Linked DNA regions of Mus musculus: region 1 is linked to region 2. A link is a contact called in ENCODE Hi-C data. All regions are on one chromosome and are shown on one strand. Each heading gives the region's core, a stretch centred on a gene start or an enhancer-like site at or near the end of the contact. The rest is flanking DNA. Distances are from core to core; before and after follow the strand shown. Region 1 overlaps Tns1 (tensin 1). Region 2 holds the start of Rpl37a (ribosomal protein L37a).

Evidence for each region. A loop is a pair of places that touch in the nucleus more often than their neighbours do.
Region 1: a map of T-helper 1 cell shows a loop between it and region 2 (6-fold over the local background). The contact joins the enhancer-like site here to the promoter of Rpl37a in region 2. A Hi-C loop is called at or near these places in 2 of 37 maps with a recorded cell type or tissue (T-helper 1 cell and regulatory T cell).

The regions. Positions count from the first base shown.
Region 1 is chr1:73,932,991-73,939,485 of GRCm38, reverse strand. Tns1 (tensin 1) reads left to right here. Exons shown (of 33, transcript NM_001289895.2): 22 at 2,169-2,261. Among named protein-coding and RNA genes, the nearest start is that of 6030407O03Rik, 72 kb to the right of the region's middle. Within about 2 kb of position 4,060, at least 1 of the 3 ENCODE cell types and tissues checked has a DNase peak (open chromatin) inside an H3K27ac peak, as active enhancers do.
Region 2 is chr1:72,709,950-72,716,507 of GRCm38, reverse strand. It overlaps Rpl37a (ribosomal protein L37a), which reads right to left and starts at 5,248. Exons shown (of 4, transcript NM_009084.4): 1 at 5,185-5,248; 2 at 4,708-4,836; 3 at 4,284-4,366; 4 at 2,695-3,006. The coding sequence starts at 5,187. The coding sequence ends at 2,943.

The sequences.
Region 1 (6,495 bases), core at 2,811-5,310, 1.2 Mb before region 2:
TTTTAAAAATGAGCCAAGTGTGGTATACACTGATAAGTTTTATCACTCAAGAGGCTGAAATAGGGGGATTGCGAGTTTGAAACCAAGAGCCCGTCTCAAACAAAACAAACAAACAAACAAACAAAACCCCAAAAAAACCCAAAATGAAAACAAAATACTAAACAAACACAAGTGTTATTTTGTGTTATTTTAAAAGTTATATTTGCACACATTTTGAATTCCTGTGTGTATTTTTTATACCTAGCACAGCTCAGTTCAGATTAGCTAACCCCAAATGCTCAGGAGCTGGGTGATCCTAGAACAGTTGTACAGACCCGGGACACCTGGCTGGCTTACGAGCTGGCTTTGTGGCTTCTTGCGGCTAGATGCCATCTCTCTTCCAGGTCTTGTCTAAACCCTTACAGCTTCTTCCATTCCCCACTGCACCCACAGCTCTGAGGGCTGGATAACCCCTGCTGGGAATGGAAGCCATGGTAATTGTACCAGAATTGTCTCCTGTGGCGAGTCATGGGTGCCCCGGGGACAGATCTAAGTCAGAAGTTTCATAAATGCCACGGGCTGGGGAGAGAGGTTGGAAGACGGAGAAATGCAAGGAATGTTTCTCTCAGGAAAGAGAGGGCCGCTTGCGTTCAGAGTCACCCACTCCCTATGTCAGTATAAGGGTCACATTGCTCGGGTCTGGGAAGCCAAAGATGGGGGTGGGGAGGAGAAAACCAAGTAAAGCCGGCTACTATTTCTGAACCCCCTTCCCTTTCTCCTTGATCCCCTGCCCCTCAGATGCACCTGCTGGATAGCAGATGTGAGCCGGGATGGGGACTTCTCCCACAAATTCTGCTCTCTGCAGCTCATTCTTTCATGCTGATGCCATTCGAACAGGCATGTGGGTGACAGACATTACTAAGTGACAGAGACGTGCTCACGAGCAAACCATGGTGTTAGCCGTACAGCAAAGGGAGATGATGTGGAGAGAGCAAGGGAAGACCTTACCTGACTCAGCCGTGTATATGTTGCATGCATTTGTCCGTTGGGATGCCTAGCAATAGAGAAAAGGAGCAAAGAAGCAGGTCTTATCTGTCCTTGTGATGTGCCCTGTTTGGGCACATGTGTGTGCATGTGTTAGTGGGTGTGTGCGTTCTTGCATGCATATGTGTGTGTGTGTGTGTGTACGTACACTCACCTGCACACACACAGATAAGCTATGCCTGCTACTCACACTGAAGGATGGTACTTTGTTGTTGCTGTCTGTTTCTTAAAATAATGACCATGGAGCCAAGTTTGAGTCCTGGCCATATGCAGGCTACTCACTAATCTCCTTAGGGGCCGTGCTTTCTCCTGGCTGTCAAGATCCCTGACGTGAGCCCCAGGCCTTATTTCTTTATTTCTCAGAAACATGGCAGCTGCCACTGAGCTATCTCGTGACTGGGCACGATACTACCCCTGTCGCTTGGCTCAAAGTCCTTGGCTGATGGGAAAAAAGCTGGGCAGCCCTTTCTGACCTCGTGTGATATGTGACACTTGTAACCCAGATGGGTCACTCAGAAGGAGCCTCATTTCACCCAGGAAGCTGTGCTCTTGACAGAGGAGTGCTGGTGTCTCCTCCCAGAGTACCAAGCCTCACTCTAACAAGGGCTCTCTTGCAATTTTGAATGGACCACATGGCCTAGGGCTGCTGAGGCTCAGGGATGGTGAGGTCCCTGCCTGTGATGTTCGGCTCTGCTTTTCAAGATGTGTCCTGTAGAGACTGTGGGTCCCTTGTCTTCCATTTGTGTGAGTGGTTTACACAGACTGTGTGTGTGTGTGTGTGTGTGTGTGTGTGTGTAGAGAATGCTGGGGAAAGAGGGAGTGGCAAGTTACTAGTCTTAGAGAGAGGCAAAGATACTGGAAGAAGCCCACTGTGTTTAATACGTCTTCATGAGATAAAGGCAGTGCAGCTGTAGAGAGGAGCCAGAGGTCTCTTAGTAGTGGGCAAGGGTCAGGACAGGGTGTCACTTCTGAATTCTCTCCCTTTCAAGCTGAAATGTGTAGGCAGGGAAGGTCAGAGGAGGCAGTTCAGCAGGGGGAGAAAGGGGGCTTTGGGGCTGATTCTTGGTCACCCAGGCTTCACCACCACACACCGTTACCATGATGTGATCTCACTTCCTGCATCTCCCCCTCTTCTTTCCACGCAGCGCGCTCTCCTCCAGGTCTGGCCAAGACACCCCTGTCTGCTCTGGGCCTGAAACCCCACAACCCAGCAGACATCTTGCTGCACCCCACAGGTGGTGAGTGGCTGGAAGGGAGGGAGGGAAATGGCCAGGGAGGCCAGGAGAAATCAGTAGCCTGGGCAGGTGTTCTCAGTAGATTCCTCACAGAGCAGAGGTTTGGGGACCTTCCTGGGAATGAGGAGGATGCCTAGGGGTGAGGGGTAGGGGGTGGGGGAGTGGAGCCCTCTGCAGGCATTGGGTGTTCTTCCAGCCTACTGCTATCTTCTGGGCCTTAGGATTTTGAGACCTGCTTCCAGTTTTGTTGGAGTTGGTCAGACCTGTGTCCCAGCACTTGTGTGTGTACACATAGGTGTGTAGAGAGGCATGCCTGCTGTTTGGTGGCAGCCTCTCACCCTTGCCCACTGGCTCCTATGCTGAGCAGCCCAACAGAGGCTGGAACATAGGTGTTTTTTCTTGTTTGCCCACAAAGCTTTGCCTGAAAAATGAGTCACTTCCAGTGCCCGTGCTGTCTACCCTCCCCCAACCCCCAACTATTTTACTATCAGCCCCAGCTTCCTCTTCCTAGAAAGGTGCTTACTGCCCCGAAGTGGACTCTGTTCACCCCGTGTTCACATGCCCAGTGCCAGCAGCTTTTGGCCCTGAAAATAGGAGCTAGGCCCCAAGGCCTCCCCCCAACCACCCCAAGACCACCTGTATTAGTTATGAGGTAGATGACCATGGGGGAGGGGGATGGCTACTGTCTACAGTGAATGGTTACCAGACCCGTTCCTCTATCTCCTGTTCATCCCCTAGTTTTTTTCTGTGGGGAGGGAGACAAGAGTTCTGGGACTTTTGATGGCAATTTGGAGTCTGTTGAACTAGAGAGTGACTCTAATTTTGAAGCTGAGCTGGGGCTCTTGGGGGTCAACTTTTGCTTTTTTCTTTAGTTGCCAGAAGACTGATCCAGCCAGGTAAGAGGGTAGTTATATTCACTTGTGAACAATGCAGGCACTGGCTTAGGCACAGCCTCCACGTGCTCCACATACGATCATGGGCAGACACACACCCAGCCATCACAGAGACGAAGGGCCAGAGGCCTTCTCTCACTAGCCAGCATGCTATTACCTGATGCCTGATCCACACAAGGCCTGGCTGCAGAGGCTGGGAGGGACCAGGCTCCTGAGTGAGGTTCTGTGCAGAGTAGCTCAGCTTCCAGCCTCCCTTTCTTCAGCAAATTCTTTCTCTAGAAGTAATCCTGATAACTTCTCTCTCTCTCTTTCTTGTCCTGGCTCTTCCTCTCATCTTTATCATCTGCCCTTCCTTCCTGCCTCTCCTCCTCCTGTCTCTCTTCTCCTCCCTCCCTCAGAGGAAGACGAGGGGGAGGAGGTGACTAAGCCTCCAGAAGGTAAGTGCACTTAGCTGTGTGTGGCTCCCACTCTCTAGGTCTGTGGATGGCTTTTCACATGGAGTTTGACGAGGCTGGCTTGGGATAGATCTCTTTTCTCACCTGCTCTCAAGTGACTAGGCATTTAACCTTCCTGTCCCCACCCTCTGACAATGAAATGCCACTCTGGGCACTGCCTGAATGCTAGCTGGGAAATTTGTTGCCATTGGGCACCAGTTCAGGCACAGTTAGTACCCAGGCGCCAGCAGGGTGCCACCTTGTTGACAAAAATACCCCTTGTGCCACTTCCTTTCCCAGAGGCACATACACTACCTGGCTGTGTGCAGTGAACACAGAGGGACTGGGAGGGGTAGAGGGAACAGGACCTCTCACTTGGCCACTCAGGCGTTTAAGCCTGTGCAGGTCCTTCTAGAGGCTATCCTGTGTACTGAAGGTGTGTGGTTGGCTTTCTCTTCCTGGGTATTGGTGGCGTTCGCCTGGCAACAGTGCCTTCAATAGAACCAGTGTCGGCTTGCTGTACCAGCCGGCTACTTTTGTATCTCCGTGACAGTGAGCTGGCAGACAGTACTTGGAGCAATGTTTTATTTGGGATCGTGGTTGAAGAGAGATTTCAGTCTGTGATAGGGATGGAGTGATGGGTCAGCTTATTGATGGCAAGGGAGTGTGTGATAAAGGCCGTTCACGTTCACATCACTGAAACCTGGGAAGCAGAGAAAGAAGCAGCAATCTGGGGTGGACATTCCCTTCAAAGGTCATCTTCTGATACTCTCTGCTCCCCCACCCCCCAATGGTTCCACAGTCTTTCAAAGTGGAGCCACCGGCTAGGCACTGAGTGTTCACAACATGAGCCTGTGAGGGACTCTCAGGTTCAGACCCTAGTGAGGTAGTATCCCTAGTTTAAAGTTACATACAGTCCTAGAGCTATGACTTATTTCCTGGCGGCACAGTGGCAGGAAATACATCTTTCTGAAACCTGGGCACCTGTGGTTACTGCAGGCTGCTTAAGGACTCACTGCCACAAAAAATGCCTCAGGACATCCATGTACAATCCTGAGAAACAATTGCTCTCCCGCCCCAATAACCTTATTTATAAACATTTATTTATTTGTGTGTGTGTGTGTATAAATATGCTTGCGTGTGCTACACATGTACACATAGGTACATGCATGCCATGATACACGTGTGGAGATTGGGGGAATCACTTTTTTCTTTCTACCATGTCTGTGTGTGGGATCGAACTTGGGAACTCAGGTTGTCAGGTTTGGTGGCAAGCTTTTACCCACACACCCTTTACCCACTGATCCATCTCACTGGCCCCCTGAGAAATACTTTTAAGGAGTTCACAGTTGATCTCAGCTGTGGGGCCAGTCTAGCCCTGATTTGAAGGACAAGAAGAGGGGCTGTGATCTGGCAGAAGGTTAGCTCAGGAGGGCAGACGTTCAGTAAAGACTCATGGTGGTCATGGGATAAGGGACACTGCCCGAGTGGCTTCGGTGCGTCTCCGGGCATGCGTGTTTTCACCTCCACAGGAAGCATTAGACAGGTGAGTACCAAGGTTCCCTCCAGCTGTGCTATGTTAGATGTTCCCACCTTGGTCCCTGGCAGTAGGTAGCCATTCCTATAGGGCAGTGGTTCTCAACTTTATAATGATGCAGCCCTTCAATACAGTTCCTCATGTTGTGCTGACCCCAATGAAAAATTTATTTTTGTTGCTACTTCATATGTGTAATTTTGCTACTGTTAGGAACTGTGATGGAAATATCTGATATGCGACCCCTGTGGAAGGGTCATTTACCCATCTCCCCCAAAGGGGTCACAACCCACAGGTTGAGAACCACTGTGCAATAGGGGCTTAGTTTGGTTTTCTTTTTCTTTTTCTTTTTTTGGTTTTTCAAGACAGGGTTTCTCTGTGTAGCTCTGGCTGTCCTGGAACTCTCTCTGTAGACCAGGCTGGCCTCAAACTCAGAAATCTGTCTGCCTCTGCCTCCCGAGTGCTGGGATTAAAGGTGTGCACCACCACGCCCGGCTTTAGTTTGGTTTTCTTAGGCTCGCTTTCCTCTGCACTGAATGTCTTGATTTCCACCCCAGCGTGGGCGTGGTCCTACTGATTCCAGGTGGGATGGTCGTGGCTTCCTGAAAGGTTTTACTGATTTCTCCATGTTGTTATTAACTATCTTTTAAGTTTTAGATTTATCTATTTTATATGTATGAATATTTTGCCACAGTGCATGCACTTGTGTGCCTGGTGGCTGTGGAGGTCAGAGGAAGGTGTAGAATTCTCTGGAATCGGAGTTACAGATGGTTGTGAGCCGCTGTGTGTGTGATGGGAACTGAACCCATGTCCTCTACAAGAGCAACATGTACTGTAAACTGCTGAGCCATCTCTCCAGCTCCTTTTGCTGGTTTCTAACCTGCCTGTGTAGAAGCTACAAACGTCTGTGTATACTGCAGACCCAGCTGCAGATCTGGGAAGTGGGGGTCAAGGCTACTTGCAGGCAGGGGATGAGCGTTCTCTAGACTGCTTCCCACAGCCTTAGTGCCTGACAGCACAGAGAGGCTCAGGTCCTGAATGTGGGTGGCTGACTCAGTAAAGGAGTGGGCTGTCAGACTCCAGGGAGAAAGTCACCACGTGGGCACACGGACCCTGGCAGTTCTGTTCTGCTTCTGCGTAACTATTCAGTAGAGTGAAGATTGACAGAGCTGAAGAGAGACCTCCTAAGTATGCTTCACAAATACCTCTCAGCTTGTGAGTTCCCTACCCTCCAGCTGCCCTTGTATCAGAGCAGAGGAATTCTGATGGGAAGGTTTCTTGAGATCCACCCAGCCACGCCTGTCCTCTCAGGGATGTGGAACCAAGGTCTGGGATGTGGTGGGGGTGAGAGACCCACCCAAGGTCACAGCCAAGAG
Region 2 (6,558 bases), core at 3,999-6,498:
TCTGCATCCTGGAAACATGGAAACTAATGCAGGTGCTTTCTCCTGCTGAGCTCTCTTGTTAATGGTGTGTTGTTTGAAAGTGGGACCAGACTAACTTCTTTTCTCCTTCTGTGTTCAATGTGTCCTTGTGGTCCATCATCTACATCTAATCCTTTATTCAATTTATACTTTACATAACTCTGCTCACTTAACTTTAGCTTTTAAACATTTACTGTTAAACACTAATATTCACACAGGTATGCAAGTCCCCACCTTTACTGTATCCTACTTGGCCCAGTAGCTCCTCTTCCCGCTGGGGCCATGCTGGGTTTGAACCCAAGGCCTTGCTCATGCCAAGCACCACTGAGCTGCATGTCAGCCCCCTTCCCCATCTTGTGACTGAGAGCTTCTAATTCTACTTCCACTGTTCTAGCGATGATTACTAGAGATTATGATGTTTGACTTGTAATTAGACCCCTTCCTGAATACAAGAGCCTTAGAACATTTTAACATTTACCCTTTCCAAACCTACATGCTGTCATTTCAATGCATCCTGCTGCCCTTCGAAAGTTATTGCTATTGAGAAAGGATCTAGGTATCCCTGGGTAGTCCTGAACTCTACATGACAAGGTTGGCCTTGAACAAGAGATCCACCTGTATCTGCCTCCCAAGAGCTGAGATTAAAGATGAGTGCCACTATGTCCTGCCTATTTTAAGACTTATTTACTGGGGCTGGGCAGTGGTGGCACACACCTTTAATCCCAGCACTTGGGAGGCAGAAGCAGGCAGATTTCTACATTCAAGGCCAGCCTGGTCTACAGCTTTGTGAGTTCCAAGACAGCCAGGGCTAATAACAGAGAAACCCTGTCTCAAAAGAAAAACAAAAAACCTTATTTATTGGGAAATTCTTTATGTGCCATGGTGTACAAAGGCAGGCATATGACATCTTAGTGGGGTCTGTTCTTTTAATCTACCATGTGGGTTCCAGAGATCAAACTCCAGTCTATCCAGGTTCACACAGTAAGCAATCTACCTGGCCCTATTCTCATTTAAAACTCACTGGTATCTTTTGGCTGCCTTCCTTCCTAATTGAATCCTCCATGAACTGTTTCCTATGAGCTATGTAAATGTGCTAGTCTGTTATTAGAAACTATTTTGGTGTGTGTATGTTTTTCCCCTGAGACAGGGTTTCTCTGTATAGCATTGGCTGTCCTGGAACTCACTCTGGTTGGCCTTGAACTCAGAAATCTGCCTGCCTCCACCTCCCAAGGGCTGGGATTAATGGTGTGCGCCACCACTGCCTGGCTCTATTTCTTATTCTAACAATGATTGCTAAGCACAGAATTTGAGACACTTGAGGCATTCTATCTCAACATTGCCAATCATAAAGTTAAAACTCTGAAAGTTGCTCTGCATCCTGTGGCATCAAATATCTAAGCAAAATTTTATACATACTCATGTTTATATGCACACAGAAATCAGCATAACTTCTAGGAGTGGTCAATCCTCTAACTTCCAAGTAGGAGAGCTCTCAGGCTTCCACTTAGAACTGTCTCATCTGGTCCAAGATTTAATTCTTTATGTGAAAATAATTACGATTTGCTTGTTTTTTATAAATGATAAAATTACAGTTATCAGTAAATGTTTGATTTTTATGCCTCTTTCCTACTCACATATTTACAGCCACATAAAAATTTCCCTGGCACCCCCCAACCTAAATCAAGAAGCAATCACGATCTGAAAGTAGGCTCTTCTAAATCCCTGCCTTTGCCCAGCACCAGAGACTCGGAGAACCTTGTAACAGAGGTCAAGCTCAGCCCAGGAAGGAGCACGTGGAAGCCAACCTAATGCAACTCAAAAGGCAGGATCTAATTTCCAGCCTTCTCTCCTCCACTTTCCTACTTGTGGCTTCAGCCACTGGACTACCACAAAATAAAAACAGCTATGAATCTTGGTTCTGGGGTATAAGACCAAAATTCAAACCCAGCTCCATCATTTAGAAATTACATAATTTCTTGGGGGCTGGAAAAACGGCTTAGCACTTAAGAGCACTGGCAATTCTTCCATCACATAGTAACAACTGTCATTCCAGTTCCAGGGGATCTGGTGTCATCTTCAGACACCATGCATACAGGGATGCAGACACACGCATACAGTAACCCCCCGCCCCCAAAAAAAAACCCCTGCACTTCTCACACACAAGTTTAACTGCTTACTTGAAATTTCAAGCGGTTACTGCTATAGGTCTAGTAAGTACTGCTTAGGATGTGTCTAGGCAGAACTGGAGCACAGGTAACAGGAACCGAGTAAACCTCAGAATAAGAAAGTCAGAAGTGACTGCTGTGTAAGATGGGGATGGGCCCACAAAAGGTCAAGCTTTTACTCTAAGGAAAATGACTGTTCTGGACTTGGAATGCATAGGACTTGTCTGGTGGCTCCCAAGGAGTCCAGTAGCTTTGGCATGGCTGGTCAAAGCATAACTGACAAACCTGGCAGTTAACTGTAAAGTTTCAGAAAAGGCTAGCCATAAAACTATTCCTAAATATATTAAACCCTAAATTTGTCAGGAGACCCTCATTTTTGTTATTTACCTATGTATTATCATTTATTTCCTACCAAGTACTCACACTACATTTAATTCAATCTTATTAACATTTCTATAAATATTCTAGTTTCAGTTTGCTGACAATATAGCAAACCAAGCTATGTACATAATTGTCTTAGCAACATTTTTATTTCTGAAAGACTAAAATCTTAAGCCAGATGTATCTACACTTGTAAGGAGAACCAGGCACTCAAGGCCAGCCAGGGTCACACAGTATGTCTCAAAACAAGCATCTTTCGAAAATAAAAAATAGAACACACACCAAATGTTTTAATTAACCACAAACAAGGCAAAAAAAAAAAAGTTACGTAAATAACCCGTTTATTGCAGGCTAGGCAAGTCTCAGACAGCAGGGCTTCTACTGGTCTTTCAGTTCCTTCAGTCTTCTGATGGCAGACTTCACTGTGACTGCAGAGGTGGTGCTGTGAAGAAAAACCATTTCCAACATAACTGTGAATGTTAACATAGAACACCTGAGTGTATCTGTCCCATTGTTCCCCTATAGTCCTGAAATTTCTTAATTTTCTCATGGAAAGAATGATAGCATCCTTCGCCAACACCAACCATGCTGCAGTGAACCTTACCTAACAAGACCAGTGCTGATGTCACACTGGCATGGTGGCACCCTTCAAAAGCCAAGACTTGGGGCACTCTCACTATTCTAAGGTGCTTGAGCATCTGATTTCTTCAATATTGAAAAAGAGACAGACCCAGACTCCACGAGATCTTAAGGTGCTCTCCTCTGTAGACAGGATAGAGGAGGCCTATGATAAGTTTTAAGCCTACACCCCCAAACCAAACAGCCAGACCACACACTGTGTATGAATAGTCAGTCACCTATCAGGACAGAGCACTTGCTACCACTACTCCTTGTGCACTCAAGCTGCTCTTAAACACACTCAGACTGTTTTTTCAATACCAAGGCGTCAAGAAAAACTGCAACCCACATGTTCACCTCCTCAGCAACTAGCCACACTCAGAGGGCCATGCTGGAAGTATAAAAACACCACACCACTTGGATACCAGACTTCTGGCCAGCAAACTCAGGGGTGGAGGGGCAGCTGTTGGTTTGAGATGCTAAAGCTCTTAAGAACAAAGCAAACAATGACAGGAGGCTTCATTTCAACAACATCTGGCTCTGTCAAGGTCATAGCACTAAATATGCCCAAACAGCCTCCAATGTTCTATACAATCCCGAGTCAATTAACCTCAAACCATTTTATAGAAATAACTTGTAGTGTTAAGTCAAGTCCAGCACAAACACCAATGGACTTAGATCAACTGTAATTTTCCAAAGAGCATGGTGACTGTACAATTCAAAAGGAATATGAGAATCAAAGTCTGAACTTCTTCTTTTTTTTTTTTTCCCCCGAGACAGGGTTTCTCTGTGTAGCCCTGGCTGTCCTGGAACTCACTTTGTAGACCAGGCTGGGCTCGAACTCAGAAATCCGCCTACCTCTACCTCCCGAGTGCTGGGATTAAAGGCGTGCGCCACCACGCCCGGCTCTGAGCTTTTATCTATAACCATAACTTTGTTTTTGAGACAGGGTTTCACTGTATAGCCCTGACCAAAAACTATTAACTTTTAAACCCAAACTCATGATTTGCTTTAAACTAAAACAAATCCGATATGCACCAGACCTGGAACACGGGCTGTGCAGTCCATAGCCTTTCCTATACCACAGGAGAAAACACTCACTTGTAGGTCCAGGCCCCACCGGCCACTGTTTTCATGCAGGAACCACAGTGCCAGATGCCGACGGCTCGTCTCTTCATCTTGGTCTGTAAGTAGTTAAGATCTTGTTATGAAATATATATAAAAAAAAAATCCCTGAGACTTCCAGAGAGTAAACTATGGAAAAGCCAGCTTATCCATTAGCAGTTAAATTCTAGTAACCCAAGCAGAGTATTATTTACAGGCTAAACAGACCTCTTTGGGGTTGGTACAGATGCGCTGACATCGCTATCAATTTCCCAAGATCGGACTTTTTCCTCTCCAAACCATTCACCCTTAAGTTCCTCACTAGTTGCAAGTAAACAACGAATGCTCCGCAAAAAGCGAGCCCAAACCGCCTTAGCTCGGGAGCAATGGCACCCTCCTCCCTAACCCGAGGCCGACTTGCCTTGCCACAGAAGGAGCAAGTGTACTTGGCGTGCTGGCTGATTTCAATTTTCTTCACCATTTTCCGGAGGGAGGCACCATAGCGGGTCCCGTACTTGCCGACGATGCCGACCTTCTTGGTGCGTTTAGCCTGTTGACAGAGGAAAGGAACGGAGCAGAGACATTGAGCCAGTCGGTGCACGCCAACGCGCCGCTGAGCACAAACTCGGCTGAATCCTGTTTTCCCTCAAGCTCAACCATCAAGGAAGGCGCCCACAGAGCGCCAAAAGGCTCCAGATTGTGCATTAACTACCGCGCTGGGCCAAGCCCCGCCGAGCCGCCTCCGGCCGCGTACGGGGCTCCAGACGCCGGGAGAAGCCCGACAGCAGACAGGACAGGGACAGCACAGACTACCCGAGGTGGGCTGAGAGCGGGACGCCGGAGACTAAGGCAGATGACGATGGATAGCGACTTCCAAAGCGGTTACGAAGACACTCACCATGTCGCCGGAACCCAAGCCCAAGTCCGAAGAGGAAGGGACGCAATGCGCATGCGCGGTTTTAGACCGGCGAGCGGAAGTGACGCGACCTCCTCTCTCGGAAGTGAACTCGGTGTTCTGGCGGTTTATTCGCTGTCTCCACTGAGAAATGCATAGATGCGCAGAAGTGGTTCACGAGCTGGAAGCACATCCTTCTTAGCTTACACATAACCAAAGTTCTGCAGAGCAGATGCGATTTCTTGCGTTCTGCTCGCGAAGAGACGGGTTTTAGGTGGCTTGCCTTTAAGTGTTTAAAGCGCGACGTTTGTGACTGAGGCGCATTGCCTTCCCACTATATTATACTTCGGAAAATCGCCAGGCCGGGTGCTAGATGCTGGCCATAGTAAACGCCTAGGATCCGCTCCCAGGCCGAGTTACAGTTCGGCTGGGAGACAGTCATATTCGTCACGATTAAGAGTTACGAAATGGGCTGGAGAGATGGCTCAGCGATTAAGAGCGCAGACTGCTCTTCTGAAGGTCCTGAGTTCAAATCCCAGCAACCACATGGTGGCTCACAACCATCCATAATGAGATCTGATGCCCTCTTCTGGAGTGTCTGAAGACAGCTGCAGTGTACTTACATATAATAAATAAATAAATCTAAAAAAAAAAAAAAAAAGAGTTACGAAATGTTGCTGATCAGAGTTCTGGGGATAATGTAAGGAATAGAGGCTACTTGAACCCAAGACCCTAAAGTGGTGGTTCTCTTTCTTTCTTTTTTTGGGGGGGAGGGGAGGGAGGTTTGGAGACAGGGTTTCTCTGTGTAGCCCTGGCTGTCCTGGAACTCACTCTGTAGACCAGGCTGGCCTCGAACTCAGAAATCCGCCTGCCTCTGCCTCCCAAGTGCTGGGATTAAAGGCGTGTGCCACCACGCCTGGCTCTGAAATTTTTAAACACTTCTCTCTCCTAAGATTTTCTTAAACTTTAAGATTTCCAGTGGGAAATGATGTTAGTGTTTGATTTTAAAGAAGTCTGTCTTGGGGCTAGAAAGAGGGCTCATTGACTCTGCTTTCCACCCACATGGTGGCTCAAAAGTGCGTGTAACTCTACTTTTAGGAGACTCCTTGTGACCTCACGTGGTCCACAGATATGTGTACAAGAAAAATATCTATACATAGAAAATAAATAAATATTCGGAAAGATTTGTCTTTTTTTTTTTTTTAAAAAAAGAACTGATTCTCTTTGTAATGTGAAAGTTTGTGAAACTCTTAATTCTTAAGTATTTTTGTACATTATTTATTTAATTTTTCCTCTATTTGTTTTGTTTTCCTCTTGGAACATGTAATTTGGGGCTAGCATTTATGAGTCTACCATAATTTGAGATTGTGTTTATTT